2 separate regions of the Homo sapiens genome follow, and region 2 is linked to region 1. The links are chromatin contacts, found by Hi-C or POLR2A ChIA-PET in ENCODE. All regions are on one chromosome and are shown on one strand. The core of a region is the stretch at or near the end of the contact, and the rest is flanking DNA. Distances in the headings are between cores, read along the strand shown.

Region 1 (4,274 bases), core at 905-3,404:
CTGGATAAAGAGAAGTTGAAAGCATTCCTTTGAAGTGAATGTTACTCATGTTCTCCAGTCATACACTCTGGAAGAAAGAAAGGGACTAATATTGGCCAATGGGCTCATCCAGGGAGAGAGATCAAAAGAAAACAGTCCAAAGAAGTTTTGAAATTGGAAAGAAATGAATGATATTAAACATAGGCCAAAACAGCCAATGGTAAAACATAATTCATTGTGTAATTAAGGGTTTGCTAGAATGGATTGAAACCACCCCAAGGAGCAGGAACCATCATGAAAACATGTTATAAAGAAAATTAAATAATTATATTTTATCTGGAGAATTGTAGTGTAGATGGAAGTAAACACAATCAATTAATAAACCTATTCCAGAAGGTTATCATGAATGGTAACTAGAAACAGATCAGGAGAGCCATGGTCTCCAGGGTTTCCATATTCAATTTTTACTGTTTACGAGTCAAAGTAAGTTTAGCCTCTTTAGTGACACTGCAAATAGGGAAAAAGAAAAGACTACAGGCTTTTTTTTTTTTTTTTTTTTTGCTTTTTAGATCATCTCTAATAAGAATAGCTGTATATTTAGAACATTTTTCTTGATGAATAAGTAAAAAATAAATCATTTCTTTGCCACATAACTTTGTTAGTTCTAGAAGCCTAAGGGAAGTGAGAACTTTCTGAATTTTCAGGTAAGTTGTAGCAAGGATGACTTGGGAGCTGCTGTTTCAAATGGCTGGCTGCTATCTCATATTTGTCATCTGTATTTGTCCTTGATCATGACATGGTTCCATTATTTCACTGTTAAAATCTTTAGGTCACTTGGGATAGCTATTTTATACAACCCAGAAACTAAGTAAATGTAATGATGAAAGATTTTGACTACCATATATTACTGAGGAAGAAAAAGATTCATATTTTATGTATTAACTTTGAATAAGGTTTCACTTAATGAAAGTGATAGTTATTGGTAAGATAAATCATAGTAATTTAAAATGATTGTAAGGTTGAGGTGTTCCATGCAGATATTTGGTTTTAAATAGGCATGCAAAAAATACATTAATTTAAAAAAAGGCCAGGTAGGCGAAAGCCCACCCACCCCAAAGAGCAGCCACAGAGACATGGTCGTTTTGGAGGCAGCCCACCTTCCAGAACCCCGACCTACAAGAAGACAGAGCTTATTTATGATTAGAGAGACATTCAATGTCTCCAGTTCATTCAGAAAAAGTCTGTGACCCTAGTATAAAACAGAAGGATGCATAACTACCTAGAGAATCTGGATCAGCACTGCTATTCACCCTGAGAAGGGTAAGAAGAGCACCTGGCTGGTTTTAGTAAGTTCACAGGAAGTGAGCTAGAAGTGGAATTAATAGAAACTCTGAGACAGAGGAAACCCGAAGCCATCCATCTGTAATCTTAGTTGCAGTGGTTGCCTTTGGTCAGTTGCTTTTTTTTCTTTTCTTCTTTCTTTTTCTTGCATGCCGAGTGTCAAGCCAACTTTGATAAGGTACATATCACTAAACAGTATCTTACTCTACAAGAGTGAGTCATGTTTAAACCATCAACTGAGGATTTATCTTTTCAACAATCCCAAAAGACGTTGAAAGTGGGGAGAATATGAGTTACGGGGGTCACCTTGAATAACACTTGTTTCTGCAAACAGTTTTATTAATGCTATGACTGAAAGTCTGACTCAGAGCCCTGTAAGTGTGTGACCTTAGGCTAGGAGATGATTATGATACTCAACGGGTGGCTTGAACCTCGACTCATTCTTTCTCCTTGATCACCTGTTCTTTGATAAAAGAAGCTACATTTTTTTGCTAACAAAAGGAGACCTGATTTTAGTTGAATGCCCAATGTATTTTCTGTGTGTGTGTGTGTGTGTGTGTGTGTGTGAGAGAGAGAGAGAGAGAGAGAGGAGAGAGAGAGAGACAGACAGACAGACAGACAGACACAGGGTCTTGCTCTGTTGCCCAGGCTGGAGTGCAGTGGTGCGATCATGACTCACTGTAACCTCGACCTCCCAGGCTCAGGCAGTCTTCCCATTTCAGCCTCCTGAGTAGCTGGGACTACAGGTGCAAGCCAGCATGCTTGGCTATTTTATTTTGTATTTTTTGAAGAAACAGGGTCTCCCTTTGTTGCCCCAGCTGATCTTGAACTCCTGGGCTCAAGATATCTGTCTGCCTTGGCTGCCTGAATTGCTGAGATTACAGATGTGAGTCACTGCGCTGGGCTCAGTGTATTTTTTAAACCTGGTCCAAATTGGTGAATACATGTTCTATGGTTCTTAGGGAACGTTCCTGTGGTTTAAAAGGTTTTATAGCTGGGCATGGTGGCACGTGTTTGTAGTCCCAGCCACTCAGGAGGCTAAGGTGGGAGGATCACTTGAGCTGAGGAGTTCGAGACCAGTCTAGGCAACATAGTGAGACTCCATCTCTACAAAACCAAAAAACATATATGTTAGCCAGGTGCGGGGTGTGCGCCTGTGGTGCCAGCTGCTAGGGAGGCCGAGATGGGAGCATCGCTTGAGCCTGAGAGGTTGAGGCTACAGTGAGCTATGATTGTGCCACTGCTCTCCAGCCTAGGCTATGGAGCAAGACCCTGTCTCAGAAAAAAACCAAAACAATAATAATAAATAAATACAGGGTTTTCCTGATAAGATGGTATTTGAGGTTATGATTAAAAAATATTTCAGTCTTACATTTTTTCAAATGTTGCATTACTTTCCACAAATTTTTCAAATGGTATAGATGAGGAGAAACAAAACATTGTCTTGATACCAGAGAAAGCAATTTACCGATAGGTTTTCAGTCATGCTTACCCTGGAAAAACAAGCTTATTACACAAGTTTATTCTTTAGAGTAGTGGCTCGTGTGCAACTAGAAAATGGAATCACTGCTCAGTAAATTAATGTAAATCCTTTAGTACTGGCTTCCTCCAGCACTCTTTGGACTCCAGAAGTCAGTCTTCCTTCTAAGATTGGCTCTGGGCACAGCTGTAAAGCGGATGATGTTTCGACCAAACCCCAGCACTTGGTTCCAGTCCCTTCCCTTGGGTCTTCCTTCCCCTTTCACTTCTCTAATGGACTTAATGTCTAGCATAGCTCCCCTAGCAAGAGCAGGATTTGTCTTGATGTGCCACGTACTTATTTCCAGATTTCCCTTGATCCCTTGGTAATTTGGGCTAGTTTCTCTTCCCCTGCGTCGGCACCAACGTTTGACTCCATGGTTGTGAAATTGAAGAAGTCGTGATAAGCTTCAATGCTTGGGGCCAGGCCAGAAGTGGTGGGAGGCAAACTGGTAGAATTCACCTTTTACTTTTTATTTTTAGGTGATTTGGTTTATGGCACCTGATCCCTTATCTCCTCTAACTCTGCATTTTGGTTCTCTTGGTATAAGCCTTATCTTCAAGGTTTCTTCCCCATTTATAGTAGATTAAGGGGTACTCTTGTTGCCCCTAAGTTGCTTCTCTCCCATTTTCCAGTTTTTAGTGCGTTGGCTTGTGGGCGTCTGGGCATTGCTTCCTGAATTGTGCCCTCCACCCCAGGAGGCTATTATTTAGCAGTGGATTATTACTGGCTGGGCGCAGTGGCTCACACCTGTAATCTCAGCACTTTGGGAGGGCAAGGCGGGTGGATCACTTGGGGTCAGGAGTTCAAGACCAGCCTGGCCAACATGGTGAGACCCCGTCTGTACTAAAAATACAAAAATTACTCAGGCGTGGTGGTGTGTGCCTATAGTCCCAGGTATTTGGGAGGCTGAGGTAGGAGAATCGTTTGAACCCAGGAGGCAGAGGTTCCAGTGAACTGAGATCACACCACTGCACTCCAGTTGGGGCAAAAGAGCCAGACTCCTTCTCCAGAAAAAAAAAAAAAAAAAAAGATTACGATTATACCATGAGAGATTTATCCTGGTTGCTGTATGTCCATTTGCTCCTTTTCTACGGGAGCAAGATTATGTTTAAACTGAGTTTGTAGAGATGTTTGGACCAATTAACTCCCAAAGAGTGTGATCAAGTGCAGCAGGACAGTTTGACCTCTTTTCTAGTTTCAGCCACCGTGAATTGGCCTTGTCTTCACTTTGTTTATCTCCTCCAGCACAGAATAATTCAATCTCCAGGCCCTGATCTCTGAGGGAAGATTCTAGAGGGTGAAGTCATCTCATTCCTTGCTCTTACTGATCTGCATTAGGACTGACTGCAGAAACTAGGGCCTTGCTGCCTCCTTCTGAAGACCTTCTGGGCCCTATCACTGGCTGCTATTCTCACAAGGCTGGGGAGGGTGT
Region 2 (4,274 bases), core at 1,049-3,548, 2.2 Mb after region 1:
GCATCTGATATGGTTTGGCTCTGTGTCCCCACCCCCTCACCTTGAATTGTAATCCCCATAATCCTCACATGTCAAGGGCGGGAGCAGGTGGAGGTAATTGGATCATGGGGGCAGTTTCCCCCATGTTGTTCTCCTGAAAGTGAGTGAGTCCTCACGAGATCTGATGGTTTTGTAAATGCCTGGCATTTCCCCTGCTTGCACTCACTCTGTCCTGCCGCCCTGTGAAGAAGGTGCCTGCTTCTCCTTTGCCTTCTGCCATGATTATAAGTTTCCTGAGGCCTCCCCAGCAATGCGGAACTGTGAGACAATTAAACCTCTTTCCTTTCTAAATCACCCAGTCTCGGGTATTTCCTCATAGCAGTGTGAAAATGGACTAATATAGCATCCCTGTCCCCTGCGTTCAATAAAAAAACATAGACACAGAGAAAAGCCCAGAGGAGAGTGAAAGGATGTCAGGGTGTTCTATTTGCCAAGGGGCCATCCTATACATCTAGAAAAGTAGGCACATTGGGAGGCAGCAATGCACCCTGATGGCCTCTATCAGAGACACAGTGCCAGACATGGTTGGCCCAGGGTTCTGCCCAGAGCAGCAGCTTTCATATTTTTTGTTCAAAATGACCTTACCAAATGGTTGTCTGTCTCCAGTTGCACAAGATTTTGGGAAGATGATCTGCAAGACCATTTGAATCCAGACATTAAATAAACAGGACTGCACATCTGTGGGAACAGGGTATTTATCAGGTACTTTCTATAGGCCAGAGGCTTTAAGTATATTATCTTGTTTAATCCCTGCAATAAACCTATGAAGTAGATAGTTTAACCCCTCTTTGCTGATGCAGAAGCTGGCTGGAGAGCAGGAAGTTCTTTGTCCCAGTTGCACAGAGGGCAGCTGCAGGATGGTATCAAGCTCTGGCAGTGCCGGTATCTTGTCCCTCTTGCTCTACCCCACCTTGCCGCCAGGCCAGTCCCAGAGCAGAGAAACCTTGAATAAATGGGAATGTGGACAATCAAAGGCATTAGTTTGCCCTTTTTTAGGACCCATAAACCCTTTGGAGAATTTGAATGAACTCCCCCCTTAGACAAATGCACAACACACTCAAAGTAACAGAATTTCAGGGAGACCGTGACCCTCCAGCCCACTGTGGATCCTGGCTTATGTTCATTTGCTCTCCAGGGAAATTATTTCCTTTAGGTCCACTCAAACTCATATTTGAACCTCAGTTCCCTCTGTATCTAAACTTGGGTCTTCATCACCAGGCCACGGCTGCCCTTGACCCCAATAGTGGAAATTGATGAGTAGTCCAAAACTCAGGCCTGCATCTGACACTAAAACATGATGCTAGGACCTTCTCCCTGACCAAGCATATTTTTACATGAAAAATAAATAAATAACTTCAGTTTACCTGTATACCCCATGTAGAGTCTCCAATGAGGAAAAAGAAAATTAAACCCTGGTATATAATCTTTGTGTAATAGATCAATTATAGATTTCCCTAATCTCTATAATCTAACTCTCAAAGCTTCTTTGAATAATTATATTTCCATATTTAAATTTCATAATCCTCTAAAAGAAGGAGAAATAATTCCAAGGGAAATTGTTGATTCTTTTAATAAGGGACAAAGTAGTCGAAAGCTGGGTTAGTGCACGTTAACTGACTTTCCTCTCAGTTAACATATGTTGGGAACCTACTGTTTGCTTAGCACATGCAAAATACTTTGATACACATGATCTCATTTCGCTCTCATACCTCACTCCCATCCCCAGAAGTCCGATGAGGAAAACAAGGTCATTACTATCACCCCCATTTCACAGAAGAGGAAACTGAGGTCCAGAGAGATTCTATGACCTGCCGAAAGTCAAACACAGTGAGAAGTGGCAGAGCTAAGACTGAAGCTCTGGATTCCAGTCTCCAAGTCCCATTTGCTCAGGCCTCCAAGTCCCAGTTGCTCAATATGTGAAGCAACATTTTAAAACAAAGATCTGGGTTGTTGACTTGCTGCAAATAGTGCAAATACTAAGAAAGCAATCCCGTTGAGAATATGTGAGTCATCTGTACTATTAATTAGACAACCTTCTCCCCAACATTCAGGGCCCAGGTCTCGAGTCTCCTTTGCTGTGAAGTCCCCTCTGACCATCATCCCCTTTCCCTAACTAGAGGGTCTCCTTACCCTGAAAATTGGGTCACATGTTGGAGTGGGTCATGATTATATGGCACTTTTTGCAGTGAACTCTTTAAGGGGTGGTAAGTTCCTGAATTAGTCAGAGACACCAGGACCATCAGATGAGGAATTGGCCCAAGATTCATTGCCGTGGCAACAGCTACTTGACTTAGCCTCTGACTTAATGTCTTGGCAGGTGGGCAAACCAGAGGAAGTAAGGATGACTCAGTGTGTTCCTGCCTGAGCTGAACAGGAGAATGACATGGCTGTCAAGGGAGAGGCAGGAGGCTGGGCTTGGATGGTGAGCATTTCTGGGAAGGTCTTTTCTTCCCTGAAAGCTGAGGGTTCCTAAAGTACAGCACTAGGTAGTGCCCAGGAAATGGTGAATCTGTGTCATAGCCCACAGTGTTTTCAGACTGCCCATGTCGACCCATTAGTGGATCATGATGTCACTTTTGTTGCTGCAGTCAGCATTTTTTATTACTAAGATGGAAGAGAAGTGAAAAGGAAAACAAATGAGAGTGCCTCACATGTAGTAAGGGTCACTGTTATTTTCCATTAATATTTTAATGGAAATTATGAAGAGTGTGTGTGTGCATGTGTGTGTGTGTGTGTGTGCGCACACACACACCAGGCTGTGATATAAAATATATTCTTACTCTGAGTCACAGTCAAAAATATTTGAAAAAAACAAGATTGGATTAGAGTCTTAGAAGAAAATCCATTGACTAATTTCCTGATTATGGAAACATTAAAATCTAATGGTCATCTGTATCATTCATCCATTATTCTTTTTTTTTTTATTTTTTTGGAGACAGAGTCTCACTGTGTCACCCAGGCTGGAGTGCAGTGACATGATCTCAGCTCACTGCAACCTCCGCCTCCCGAGTTCAAGTGATTTTCCTGCCTCAGCTTCCTGAGTAGCTGGGATTACAGGCACCCACCACCACAGCCAGCTAATTTTTTGTATTTTTAGTAGAGACGGGGTTTCACCATGTTAACTAGGCTGGTCTTGAACTCCTGACCTCAGGTGATCCGCCCACCTCGGCCTCCCAAAGTGCTGGGATTACAGGCGTGAGACACCACACCCGGCCCTGTTATTCATTATTCATTATTTATTTATCCAAAAAGTCATCTACTAGGGTTCCCTACCCCGTTGTCTCACCCTCTGTTAGATGTGAAGGTGAAATATTTAGGAGAAAGTGAGTAGCTCAGTGTGTCTGGAGCCACCAATCAGGCAGTGGGGACGAGAGCAGGAGTGTGAAAGGCCCACCTTACAAAGGTGCCCATCTTCAAAGGAGGAGCCTTTGCTGAGGCCTTGTGGTTCAGGCAGGGTGAGGAGTGGACTTTAACTTCTGGTCTTGGCATTCTGTCTCCCCTCACCTGCTAGTTGGTTTAAATTATTTAACACTTGTCTATTGACACTATTTTATTTCCAGATTATTTTGTCCATGCCAGTGTCATCTCTTCAGTTTTAAATGACTTGAATATGTCCTCTTCTTTTGCATCTCCAAAAAGCTGGGCAGGTATTGCCTAGGTTTTCTTCTAGGGTTTTTATGGTTTTAGGTCTAATATTTAAGTCTTTAATCCATCTGGAATTAATTTTTGTATAAGGTGTAAAGGGATCCAGTTTCAACTTTCTACATATAGCTAGCCAGTTTTCCCAGCACCATTTGTTAAATAGGGAATCCTTTCCCCATTTCTTGTTTTTGTCAGGTTTGTCAAAGATCAGATGGTTGTAGATGTGTGGTATTATTTCTGAGGGCTCTGTTCTGTTCCATTGGTCTATATCTCTGTTTTGGTACCAGTACCATGCTGTTTTGGTTACTGTAGCCTTGTAGTATAGCTTGAAGTCAGGTAGCGTGATGCCTCCAGCTTTGTTCTTTTGGCTTAGGATTGACTTGGCAATGCGGGCTCTTTTTTGTTTCCATATGAAATTTAAAGTAGTGTTTTCCAATTCTGTGAAGAAAGTCATTGGTAGCTTGATGGGGATGGCATTGAATCTATAAATTACCTTGGGCAGTATGGCCATTTTCACGATATTGATTCTTCCTATCCATGAGCTTGGAATGTTCTTCCATTTGTTTGTATCCTCTTTTATTTTGTTGAGCAAT

What was found. A loop is a pair of places that touch in the nucleus more often than their neighbours do. ChIA-PET counts read pairs that join two places held with the same protein, here RNA polymerase II (POLR2A).
Region 2: a loop to region 1 is called in a map of vagina, with 37 times the contacts of the local background. The contact joins two enhancer-like sites. A Hi-C loop is called at or near these places in 1 of 168 maps with a recorded cell type or tissue (vagina). POLR2A ChIA-PET finds 5 or more read pairs at or near these places in 1 of 52 experiments (activated CD4-positive, alpha-beta T cell).

Annotation. Positions count from the first base shown.
Region 1 is chr12:105,355,922-105,360,195 of GRCh38, forward strand. All of the region lies in intron 2 of C12orf75 (chromosome 12 open reading frame 75), which reads left to right. Among named protein-coding and RNA genes, the nearest start is that of C12orf75, 27 kb to the left of the region's middle. RefSeq lists a silencer at 1,715-1,784. Within about 2 kb of position 2,155, at least 3 of the 41 ENCODE cell types and tissues checked have a DNase peak (open chromatin) inside an H3K27ac peak, as active enhancers do.
Region 2 is chr12:107,513,278-107,517,551 of GRCh38, forward strand. All of the region lies in intron 1 of ABTB3 (ankyrin repeat and BTB domain containing 3), which reads left to right. Among named protein-coding and RNA genes, the nearest start is that of PWP1, 170 kb to the right of the region's middle. RefSeq lists an enhancer at 2,215-2,509. Within about 2 kb of position 2,299, at least 8 of the 41 ENCODE cell types and tissues checked have a DNase peak (open chromatin) inside an H3K27ac peak, as active enhancers do.